4 separate regions of the Homo sapiens genome follow, and regions 1, 3 and 4 are each linked to region 2. Evidence: chromatin contacts called from ENCODE Hi-C or POLR2A ChIA-PET data. All regions are on one chromosome and are shown on one strand. The core of a region is the stretch at or near the end of the contact, and the rest is flanking DNA. Distances in the headings are between cores, read along the strand shown.

Evidence for each region. A loop is a pair of places that touch in the nucleus more often than their neighbours do. ChIA-PET counts read pairs that join two places held with the same protein, here RNA polymerase II (POLR2A). Pooled maps may share reads with other maps.
Region 1: a map of GM12878 shows a loop between it and region 2 (2.7-fold over the local background). The contact joins two enhancer-like sites. A Hi-C loop is called at or near these places in 16 of 168 maps with a recorded cell type or tissue (CD4-positive, alpha-beta T cell, CD4-positive, alpha-beta memory T cell, GM12878 and 12 more), 37 of 37 single-sample maps with no recorded cell type and 20 of 50 pooled maps. POLR2A ChIA-PET finds 5 or more read pairs at or near these places in 10 of 52 experiments (A549, GM10248, GM12878 and 7 more).
Region 3: a map of K562 shows a loop between it and region 2 (2.9-fold over the local background). The contact joins two enhancer-like sites. A Hi-C loop is called at or near these places in 1 of 168 maps with a recorded cell type or tissue (K562), 1 of 37 single-sample maps with no recorded cell type and 5 of 50 pooled maps.
Region 4: a pooled map shows a loop between it and region 2 (3-fold over the local background). The contact joins two enhancer-like sites. A Hi-C loop is called at or near these places in 5 of 168 maps with a recorded cell type or tissue (CD4-positive, alpha-beta T cell, astrocyte of the cerebellum, mammary epithelial cell and 2 more), 3 of 37 single-sample maps with no recorded cell type and 9 of 50 pooled maps. POLR2A ChIA-PET finds 5 or more read pairs at or near these places in 5 of 52 experiments (BJ, WTC11, activated CD4-positive, alpha-beta T cell and 2 more).

Annotation. Positions count from the first base shown.
Region 1 is chr5:126,614,014-126,616,713 of GRCh38, forward strand. All of the region lies in intron 3 of PHAX (phosphorylated adaptor for RNA export), which reads left to right. Among named protein-coding and RNA genes, the nearest start is that of PHAX, 14 kb to the left of the region's middle. Within about 2 kb of position 1,423, at least 2 of the 41 ENCODE cell types and tissues checked have a DNase peak (open chromatin) inside an H3K27ac peak, as active enhancers do.
Region 2 is chr5:126,537,934-126,540,641 of GRCh38, forward strand. No RefSeq gene overlaps it. Among named protein-coding and RNA genes, the nearest start is that of ALDH7A1, 56 kb to the right of the region's middle. Within about 2 kb of position 1,343, at least 6 of the 41 ENCODE cell types and tissues checked have a DNase peak (open chromatin) inside an H3K27ac peak, as active enhancers do; they include mammary epithelial cell, where a contact is called at or near this core.
Region 3 is chr5:126,647,855-126,650,554 of GRCh38, forward strand. No RefSeq gene overlaps it. Among named protein-coding and RNA genes, the nearest start is that of SPMIP10, 18 kb to the left of the region's middle. Within about 2 kb of position 1,262, at least 2 of the 41 ENCODE cell types and tissues checked have a DNase peak (open chromatin) inside an H3K27ac peak, as active enhancers do.
Region 4 is chr5:126,459,762-126,462,461 of GRCh38, forward strand. All of the region lies in intron 1 of GRAMD2B (GRAM domain containing 2B), which reads left to right. Among named protein-coding and RNA genes, the nearest start is that of GRAMD2B, 38 kb to the left of the region's middle. Within about 2 kb of position 1,335, at least 6 of the 41 ENCODE cell types and tissues checked have a DNase peak (open chromatin) inside an H3K27ac peak, as active enhancers do; they include mammary epithelial cell, where a contact is called at or near this core.

The DNA of each region.
Region 1 (2,700 bases), core at 173-2,672, 76 kb after region 2:
GCAATCCATCTGCCTCTAGGATTACAGGTGTGAGCCATTGTACCCCGCCTATTTTTTCTTTTAACCGCATGTTTTTGCTACTTTTTCTGCAATTAACATATATTTGAGACAGTCTTGCTCTGTCACCCAGGGTGGAGTACAGTGTTGCCATCTCAGCTCACTGCAACCTCTGCCTCCCAGATTCAAACAATTCTCCTGCCCTCAGCCTTCTGAGTAACTGGGATTACAGGCATATCCCACCATGTCCAGCTAATTTTGTATTTTTATTAGAAACAGGGTTTCACCATGTTGGCCAGGCTGGTCTCAAACTCCTGACCTCAAGTGATCCACCCGTCTCGGCCTCCCAAAGTGTTGGGTATAATACCCAACACCCAACCCGTGAGTCACCGCACCCGGCCACAAGTGTGTATATGTACCTATTTCCTTATTTTTAAAAATTCAGTTATTTGAATAGGCAACCAGTTCACATGGTAAAACAAGAAAGAGTATCAAGGGCTAAAGGGAGGAGGCTAAGGGAAATTTATGTGTACAGAGTTTCAGATTTGCAAGATGAAACAGTTTTGGAGATCTGTTTTATAACCGTGTAAATATACTTTACTACTGAACTGTACACTTAAAAATTGTGAAGATGACAAAATTTTTTTGTCATGTCTTTATTATCACAATAAAAAATCAGTAAAAGAGTGTGTAGTGAGAGGCTACCCGGACCACACCTATCCTTGAGCCACCCAGACTCCTCTCCAACACCCATTATTTTTTTTGAGATGGAGTCTCGCTCTGTCACCCAGGCTAGAGTGCAGTGGTGCGATCTCGGCTTACTGCAACCTCTGCCTCCCGGGTTCAAGCGATTCTCCTGCCTCAGCCTCCGAAGTAGCTGGGATTACAGGCACACACCACCACGCCCAGCTAATTTTTATATTTTTAATAGAAACAAGGTTTCACCATGTTAGGCTGGTCTCAAACTCCTGACCTCATGATCTGCCCACTTTGGCCTCCCAAAGTGCTGGGATTACAGGCGTGAGCCACCGTACCCGGCCCTAACACACTTGTTTTTACACAAATGGTCATATACTATGCATACTATTCTATACCTTGCTTTTTTTTTTTAACTTAATTTCTCTTAGAAACCTTATCAAGTATGTAGAGAGCCCCCTCATTCTTTTTTGCAGTTGCTAGCATTCCAGTGAATAGTTATATCATAATTTATATGACTATGTGTATATGACATACATGCTCAGTCGATCCTCATTATTTGTAGATTTTATATTTTCAAATTTGCCTACCTGGTAAAAGTTATTCATAACCTCAAATCAATACTAGTGGTGGTTTCACAGTCATTCACAGATGTGCAGTGTCTAAAAAAATTTGAGTTGTCCGACATGCACATGCTTAGCTGAGGTCAAACAGGGCAACATTGCTTTGTTTCAGCTTCCATACTATAAACAGGTGTTCTTTTCAAGGTCTATTTTAGTGCCATCTTTTTCACATTCTGTGCTTTTTTTTTTTTTTTTTTGCGCCCCTCTGGGGATTTTGCTGTTTAAAATGGCCCCTCCAAGGGTAGTGCTGTAGTGCCAACTAGTGTTTCTAAGTGCAAGAAGACTGTGACATGCGTTAGAGAGAAAATATGGTTAGATAAGCATCGTTTAGGCATGAGTTATAGGCTGTTGGCCACTAATTCAATGTTAATGAATCAACAATATGTTTTCAATAAGGTGTCTTTAAACCAAGATACATACAAGGTTATATACTGATCTGTTGACAAAAGTGTTGTCTATCAGAGGCTTTCAGGAACCTAACCCTGTATTTTTCAGAAGGAATGTTTCAATATTTGCTAATTCAATGTTTGCAGCAACTTTATAAAACGTAACTACCATGACTATTGAGAAGCCACTGTATGTGTGTATATATATCTGATTTATTATATATATACATTTAAATATTTGATCCCTTTGGAATATATCTTGGTATAAGACATGAGGTGTGAATCCAACATAATATTTTCCATGGTGGCTACCCAGTAGCTCAACCACCAACTTTTTTTTTTTTTTTTTTGAAATAGAGGTTTGCATGAGACTTTGTCTCAAAAAAAAAAAAATGAAATGGAGGTTTGCTCTTGTCGTCCAGGCTAGAGTGCAATGGCACAGTCTCGGTTCACTGCAACCTCCACCTCCTGGGTTCAAGTGATTCTCCTGCCTTAGCCTCCCAAGTAGCTGGGATTACAGATATGTGCTACCATGCCCAGCTAATTTTTGTGTTTTTGATAGAGACAGGGTTTCACCATGTTGTTGACCAGGCTAGTCTTGAATTCCTGACCTCAGGTGATCCACCCGCCTCGGCGTCCAAAGTGCTGGGATTACAGGCGTGAGCAACTGCGCCCAGCCTCAAATGCCAATTCTTGAATAATACATTTATCTTCTCCAATTTAAGATAGTATCTGTATCATAGACTAAATACCCATATATATTTGGCTTTTTTTTCTAGGTTTTCTATTTTGCTTCACTGATCATTCTAGTTTTATTTTGGAACCATACTGTTTTAATTATTTAGAGTTTATGATGTGTTTTAACATCTAATAGAATATTCATGGTGGGTGCGGTGGCTCACACCTGTAATCCTAGCACTTTGTGAGGCTGAGGCGGGCAGATCGCCTGAGGTCAGGAGTTTGAGACCAGGCTGGCCAACATGGCGAAACCCCGTTTC
Region 2 (2,708 bases), core at 93-2,592:
ATCGTGGCTAACACGGTGAAACCTCGTCTCTACTAAAAGTACAAAAAAATTAGCCGGGCATGGTGGCACGCGTCTGTAGTCCCAGCTACTTGGGAAGCTGAGGCAGGACAATGGCGTGAACCCGGGAGGGGAGGCGGAGCTTGCAGTGAGCAGAGATCGCACCACTGAGCGGAGATCACGCCACTGGACTCCATCCTGGAGGACAGAGCGAGACTCCGTCTCAAAAAAAAAAAAAAAAAAAAAAAGTGTGTAGCTCTTCCCCCCTCACTTTCTTCCTCCGGCTCCGACCACGTGAAGACCATGCCTGCTTCCCTTCGCCTTCCGCCATGATAAGTTTCGTGAGGCCTCCCCAGCCACACCTCCCGTACAGCCTGTGGAACTGTGAGTCAATTAAACCTCTTTTCTCATAAATTACTCAGTCTCAGGTAGTTCTTTATAGCACTGTGAGAACAGACTAATACACACATCAATCCTAATTTTCTGATTTTGATGGTTGTAATGTAGTTATGCAGGAAAATGTCCTTGTCTGTGGGAAATATACACTAAAGCATTTGGGAGTAACAGGGCATCAGATCAACAACATTCTCAAATAATTTAGGGGGAAAAGTTCTATGTACTTGCAACTTTTCTTTAAGTTACGATTATGTCACAATAAAAGACACTGCAAAAAAAAGGAAAAGTCAACAATTAAGAGTCAGACAGGGAAGGTGAGCAAATAAGAACTCTGCTATTTCAGGGACACTATTCACATTCACAAGAATACTATGAGGCCAGGCTACTTGGATTCAAATCTCAGCCCCATCATTTATCAGCTGTGTGACTTGGGGAAAGTTACTCAACCTCTCTGTGCCTCAGTTTCCAAATCAATAAAGTGAAGATCATAATAGTATCTATTTCCTAGGGTTATGAGAATTCCATGGGTTTATATTTGCCAAGTGCTTTTAAAAGTGCCTGGAACACAGTAAGCATCATTTAAGTGTAAATAAAACGAATGACCCATGGAGTTATTCAAAATGGAATAACCTCACACATATGCTCACTGCAGGGAAAGAAGAATGGATGGAAAATTTTTTTAAAAAAAGTTTTGTTTTGTTAGGACAGGGTCTCACTATGTTGCCTAGGCTTGTCTCAAATTTCTGGGCTCAAGCAACCCTCCCTCCTCAGCCTCCCCAAATGTTGGGATTACAGGGATAAGCCATTACGTCCAGCCACATTTTTAACTTAAAAGATACAAACCTGCAATTATAGGCAGTAGGAAAGGCAAGTTACCAATGGTGCTGGAAAGTAAAGCAGCTCATAAATGTGGGGCATTGTCTGTTGACTGCAAAAACTTTTCCATGGTGACCTCCTGGATACAAAGTCAACACAACTCACTTCCCTGCTAAACAGATGATTGCTTTGACCAACAGTGACACCTACAGGTCAACACTGTAAAGACAATTCAATTATATCTGAATGTGGGCCAGATTTCTATAACCCTGGAATTGCCAGGCTGTAAGGATTCTCAACAAGCAAATAGCAAACATTGAGTAGTTGTTGGATCTATATTTCTATTTTCAAACCTAATCTACCTTAGGAAGTAACTGGTCTCTGCAGTAATTTATGCATAAGATGGGGAATCCCATTCACCGTAACAACTGAGCCGGGCACGGTGGCTCACACCTGTAATCCCAGCACTTTGGGAGGCCAAGGCAGCCTGGCCAACATGGCAAAACACTGTCTCTACTAAAAATACAAAAATTAGCCAGGCATGGTGGTGCGCACCTGTAATCCCAGCTACTCCAGAAGCTGAGGTATGAGAATCACTTGAACCCGGGAGGCAGAGGTTGCAGTCAGCTGAGATAGCACCACTGCACTCCAGACTGGGCAACAGAGACTTAAAAAAAAAAATCCGAAATCATAAAATATATAGGAATAAACACAAAAGTTGTTAAGACGTTGCATGAAATAAACTGCAGAATTTTGCTAGGAACCATAAAAATTTGATCAAAATACGTATCATTGATGTTTTTAAGATCTAAGTATTATATATTAGTTCTTCCTAACTTATAAATTTGAGTCCAATAAAAATCCCAAAGAAATTTTTTAAAAACCTGGAAAATGTTTCTAAATTTTATTTAGGAAAATAATTAAAATATTAAAAGCTGAAAACGAATGTGGAAAACATCTTAATAACAGTACCCAACATTTATTGAGCCCTTATCATGAACTTACCAGGCACTGTTAACTTTTATAATTTTACGCTTTAATCCTAACAATTGTATGGGACAGATATTATCAGCATCCTCATACAGTGGAAATAGATTATTTAAGCTTAGCAGCATCTGTGTTTCTTACCTAGGATAACAACTCTCATTTCTTTTAGGGGAATTATCTGTCCTTGATTTCAGCATTAGGACTATTAATCCAGGTGCTTTGCTCTCCCCTTGCCAAGGGGCAGGTAAATTACCTTAAAGGTAAATGATCCATGCTAGGCAAATTGCTTGGTCCTTTCCTGCAGTTTTAATTTTGAGAAACAAAAAGCCTAAAAACAGTTGAAGTTCACTCATTCTAGCAGTGGCGTTTCCACAAGACAGTTGATTTTTACCTGTTACCTAGCTAGGTCCCTAGAGGTAAGGAGACAAACTCAGAAAATAGCAACAGAATTCCATCTCCACTTGCAGACTAAAGAATAAAAAAAAGGAGTCATGTTAGTAGAATCTACAGAG
Region 3 (2,700 bases), core at 12-2,511, 110 kb after region 2:
GGAAGAAAGTAGGAGCTAGGTGTGTTATGGCCTGCTTCTCCCCTCAGGCAAAATCTCCAAGCCATGGCTGTGGAGTTTGGGATGATTTTTAAAAAGGCACATAGGCCAGGCATGGTGGCTCATGCCTGTAATCCCAGCACTTTGGGAGGCCAAGTCGGGTGGATCACCTGAGGTCGGGAGGTCGAGACCAGCCTGACCAACATGGAGAAACCCCATCTCTACTAAAAATACAAATTTAGCCGGGCAAATACAAACTTAGTGGTGCAAGCCTGTACTCCCAGCTACTCAGGAGGCTGAGACAGGAGAATCACTTGAACCTGGGAGTTGCACTCCATCCTGAAAACAACAGCGAAACTCCATCCCAAGAAAAAAAAAAAAGGCACAAATCTCTCCACATGACACACCTATTCCAGGAGTTGAGCATTCACTGGAATGGAAGGACAGTGTAATTGGGTCTTCTTATCTTGCTTCTCCCAGCATGGAACCACCACCTTACAACCTGGGCAAGTGTAATTGGGGCCTCAATATTCTTGGTGGCTATGTGCGCAATGTAGAGAGCTTCTATCCCATGGGTTGAAGCAGGGTAGAAGACAGTCCCCACCTCTTGGTCACACTTGCCTGGTGCTTAGCCTGAGAAACAGGTAGGGGGAAGGATGAGAAATACTGACATCTTGCCCCTCCTGGGAGGATAGCCCTCTGACTAGAAATGGGAGAAGAGAAGCCCTGTATTCAAGTTCAAGTTCATCTAGAGAGTCATGTTCTCTAGAGTATGTGGTCAGAATTCTTACAGAAGCACCGGGACTGCCCCCTGTAGCCTTTTAGTCCAAACAACTTGACCTTTCTGTTTTAGGCCGGCCCTCATGTCTGCATGCGGCAGCTGCTACTGCTCTAATACTTTTAGAGGCCCTCAAAATCACAAACTATGCTCAACTCACTCTCTACAGTTCTCATAACTTTCAAAATCTATTTTCTTCCTCACACCTGATGCATATACTTTCTGCGCCACCACCCCACTTCTTCAGCTGTACTCACTCTTTGTTGAGTCTCCCACAATTACCATGTTCCTGGCCCGGACTTCTATCCAGCCTCCCACATTATTCCGGATACCACACCTGACCCCCATGACTGTATCTCTCTGATCCACCTGGCATTCACCCCATTTCCCCATATTTCCTTCTTTCCTGTTCCTCACCCTGATCACACTTGGTTTATTGATGGCAATTCCACCAGGCCTAATTGCCACACACCAGCAAAGGCAGGCTATGCTATAGTATCTTCCACATCTATCGTTGAGGCTACCGCTCTGCCCCACTCCACTACCTCTCAGCAAGCCAAACTCATTGCCTTAACTCGAGCCCTCACCCTTGCAAAAGGACTGTGTGTCAATATTTACACTGACTCTCTTTTCGGACTCTGCCCACTTACACCCAAGTGAAATAAACAGACTTGTTGCTCACACAAAGCCTGTTGGTGGACTCTCTTCACACAGACTCGCATAACATAGAAAACATAAGTACGGACCAAAGAATTAGAAGAAATACTAGACTAATTCTCTCTTCTTATTTGGCACGTACTGAAACCTAAGTAAAGGTATATGAGAAGAGATAAACAGTGAGCTATAATTTACATAACTGTGCCATTCTGTAACCCAATTCAGTCCAAGACTTGAGAAATAACTGGGAGTACCTCACAGAGGAGTTATTTTATACATTTAAGGAACAAAAAGCTGGTAGTCCTGAATTTCTAAAAGCTATTTAGGATAAGTAGATTTTTACTTCTTATAATCCCCTAATACTACCTTACCACTAAAATAGACCAGAGCCAATTAAGCCACTTCTCTTTAAGAGGAAGCAGTATCGGCACTCTGTGTCTATTAAGAATCTTTCCAGGGCCAGGCACGGTGGCTCACACCAGTAATCCCAGCACTTTAGGAGGCTGAGGAGGACGGATCACCTGAGGTCAGGAGTTTGAGAACAGCCTGACCAACATAGAGAAACCCTGTCTACTAAAAATACAAAATTAGCCAGGCATGGTGACACACATCTGTAATCGCAGCTACTCGGGAGGCTGAGGCAGGAGAATTGATTGAACCCGGGAGGTGGAGGTTGCAGTGAGCAGAGATTGCACCATTGCACTCTAACCTGGGCAATGAGGAAAATTCTGTCTCAAAAAAAAAAGAATATTTCCATTATTTTCCCTTCCACTGAAAGGGCTAAAGGTAAATTTAGCTGGTAATAGAATAATTTCCAGCAAGGTCTTCGAGTAAAATTTTGAGGTATTTCTTATGTTTATACCACTCAACTAGAATTCAAAATCCAAGGTAATTACTGAGACCAGATTTCCTAGGAATGAGGAATGGGAATGTTGCAGGGCATCCTAAAGGGGCTACACCCTCTATGAACAGATACCTTGCACTCCAGGAGCTCATTAGAGTAAAATTTTTGTACATTTCCAGAATTAAATGGGAAAAAAAAGAAGGTGAACACAAGAGTTGAACTGAACAATGCACAGTGCTTTGTTCTGGCCCCACGAAAACATCTGAATATATCATTTGCATCTAATCGTGCTGTGAAAGTTATCAGGAAGAAAAATGGAGTACCTAATGTTAAAAATAAAACCCTGATAAATAGAGCCAGGGATGGCTGTGAAGAGAGGATTTTCATGTTTATATGCCTGATAACAAAAACTATCACAAAAGGC
Region 4 (2,700 bases), core at 85-2,584, 78 kb before region 2:
TAGGTACTTCAAAATATAAATATTTTTAAGGCTAACACTTTATTAGTGAGAAGATATAGACACTGTTGAATATTTGGGTATGCATCACAAAATGTCTACCGAGGGCAATTTGGCAATAGCTGTAACATTTTTTCTATCATACCTTTTGACACAGCAGTTCCATTTCCAGAAAATTATTCACACATGTAATAAACATATAAGGACATTTGTTGCAATGTTGTTAGTATTTGCAAAAGACTGAAATATACCTACATGCCCCATCAGTAAGGAACTGGTTAAATAACATTTCATCCTTACGATGTAACTTTATGCAGTCATTAAAAAGTATGAGGAAGATCTATGGGTACTGAAAGAACACCAAGATAAAATAAGTTAAAAAAAAAGCAAGGTGCAGAATAGCATGCTGTCTATCATTTGTGGTTCAAAAATGCACACGTTTACATACGCACAGTCTCTCCCAGGAAGGACACACAAGTTGCTGGGAAGAGTAGGTGCCTTTGTGGAGAGAAACTGGGTCACCATGAAACAGGGGTAAAAAGAAAATTTGTTTTTCCATTTGTAACTTTTAAATTTTATACTTATGCTTATAGTGCCTATTCAGAAATAAATATGTAGACAGATAAATGAAATTTATAGTTGTCCAAACAAAAATATATGTATCAGAATTGTAAATGGAAGATCATTCTTCTTGACTTGTAAAAATCTAGTTTGGGAGATTCTGAGTTTATGAAATTGGAAAAGCTAAAGGGTTTCCCAGCCATCCTGTCTCCATTGCTCACTCCTGCACTTCCGCACTCCATTCTATTTCCTTCTTTTGGTCACTGTGAGGCCTCTCTTTATTTGTACTATGGCTGCTGTCCAGCCCTCTTCCATCTCTATAGCCCAACTCTTTGCTTCCCAAGTATCGTGGCCTGTGTCTGCCAGCCACGGAGCCACTGAATAGGCAGCACTCCAAAAACAAGCGTCTATGAGGCCCCAGATCTTGGTGAATCCAGGTGCCAACATGGTTTTCACTACAGTTTCAGGAACACTCTACTTTCACAGACCCACCCATGACCACAGCAATCCCATTGCCAGGCATTTATTCTATGAAGACCCTCTGATGAAACATATCCTATCTTCAGACACTTCTAAACCTTTGTTGATCAAGACTGTGGCTTTAAAATGATCAGAGACTTTTTAAAAAATAATTGTAGATGTAAAACTACCTCTACTTCTACTACCATAAGGAAGCTTAGTGATTTTTTTTATGCCTTTAGCTTAGATTAACATGTGGGTAGACTCAAACACAGGGACTCATCACTGTAATTAGAAGGGAACACACCTTCTTGGACTGAACCACAGTGAAACACTTGTTTTCCTTCACCTGAGACACAGCTGAATCATAGCTTCTACCTTCAGCTACTTATTTACCTGGACTTGCATGTGATGTGCCTGAATACAATACATTCCCAGCAGGAGCGGCAAAGGGCCAGTGATGTGACAAGAGAAAGGTGTATTGAGTTTAGCTGAAACTCACAGAGACTATCTCCAGCAGGAATGATACTTGACTCCACATAAGAGTTCTAATTCTGAAAAATTGTGAAATGAGAATTTAAGTCATCATCAAACTAATGATGTCTGGGAAGTGACAAATATTAGATGGCTGATAGGGATTGTACAACCTGTTTTTGTATGTATAAATTGTGTAACAGTGTGTGGCAGTGTTTTATTGAAACAAGATTGTCCTAGCCAGTAATAAAAATGCTGTTCCCTGGCTGGGCATGGTGGTTTATGCTTTGTAATCCCAGCACTTTGGGAGGCCGAAGCAGGTGGATCACTTGAGGCCAGGAGTTCGAGACCAGCCTGGCCAACACAGCGAAACCCCGTCTCTACTAAAAATACAAAAATTAGCCAGACATGGTGGCAGGCACCTGTAATCCCAGCTACACGGGAGGCTGAGGCAGGAGAATCACTTGAACCTGGGAGGTGGAGGCTGTAGTGAGCAGAGATCACGCCATTGCACTCCAGCCTGGGTGACAAGAGTGAAACTCCATCTCAAAAAAATAAATAAATAAAAATAAAAATGCTCTCCCCTAATAGGTGAAGTCAGGTTTAGTTGTTATAAGCATGACTGTCTCACTGCTTTGAAATTTCTACTAAAAGCCTTTCAGGCAGGGACCATAACTGATGCTTAAAGTGGGTTGGAGATGGGAGGAGAAATAACCTGCCAAGGCCAAGTAAAGGTTGGTCCTGTGTCTCCAGCATTTTCTACTGCTTCTGTGGATACTTACACCTGCCAGCTCACTTACCTGTCTCATCTACAAAGCTCTGAGCACCCTGACAACAGGGACAAGTCCAGTAAATATTTGTTGAAAAAGGAGGATTGGTTTTTTGGTTTGTTTTTTCAGTTGACTCTTTTAGTCAAAGTCCGTAACAGGGCTTTGTCTTCTGGTTAAAAAATAAATAAAAACTGATTTCCTTATTTTCATGATTTAAATGAAACCTGTTCAGCTTCGTTGACCGTAACTTTAAAGTTACTAAGTGGCCTGGTTCAGCTTCATTGACAGTAACTTAAAAGTTTCCAAAAGGCCTTGAGGAAGCATTCCATTTCCCCTCCCACGCTGCTCACTCAAACACACGCTAGCCTCTGCTGCTTGAATTCTACATAGTTTCAGTCTGCTGCTGACAAGACCTCCAAGGTAAGGGACGCTTGCAGGA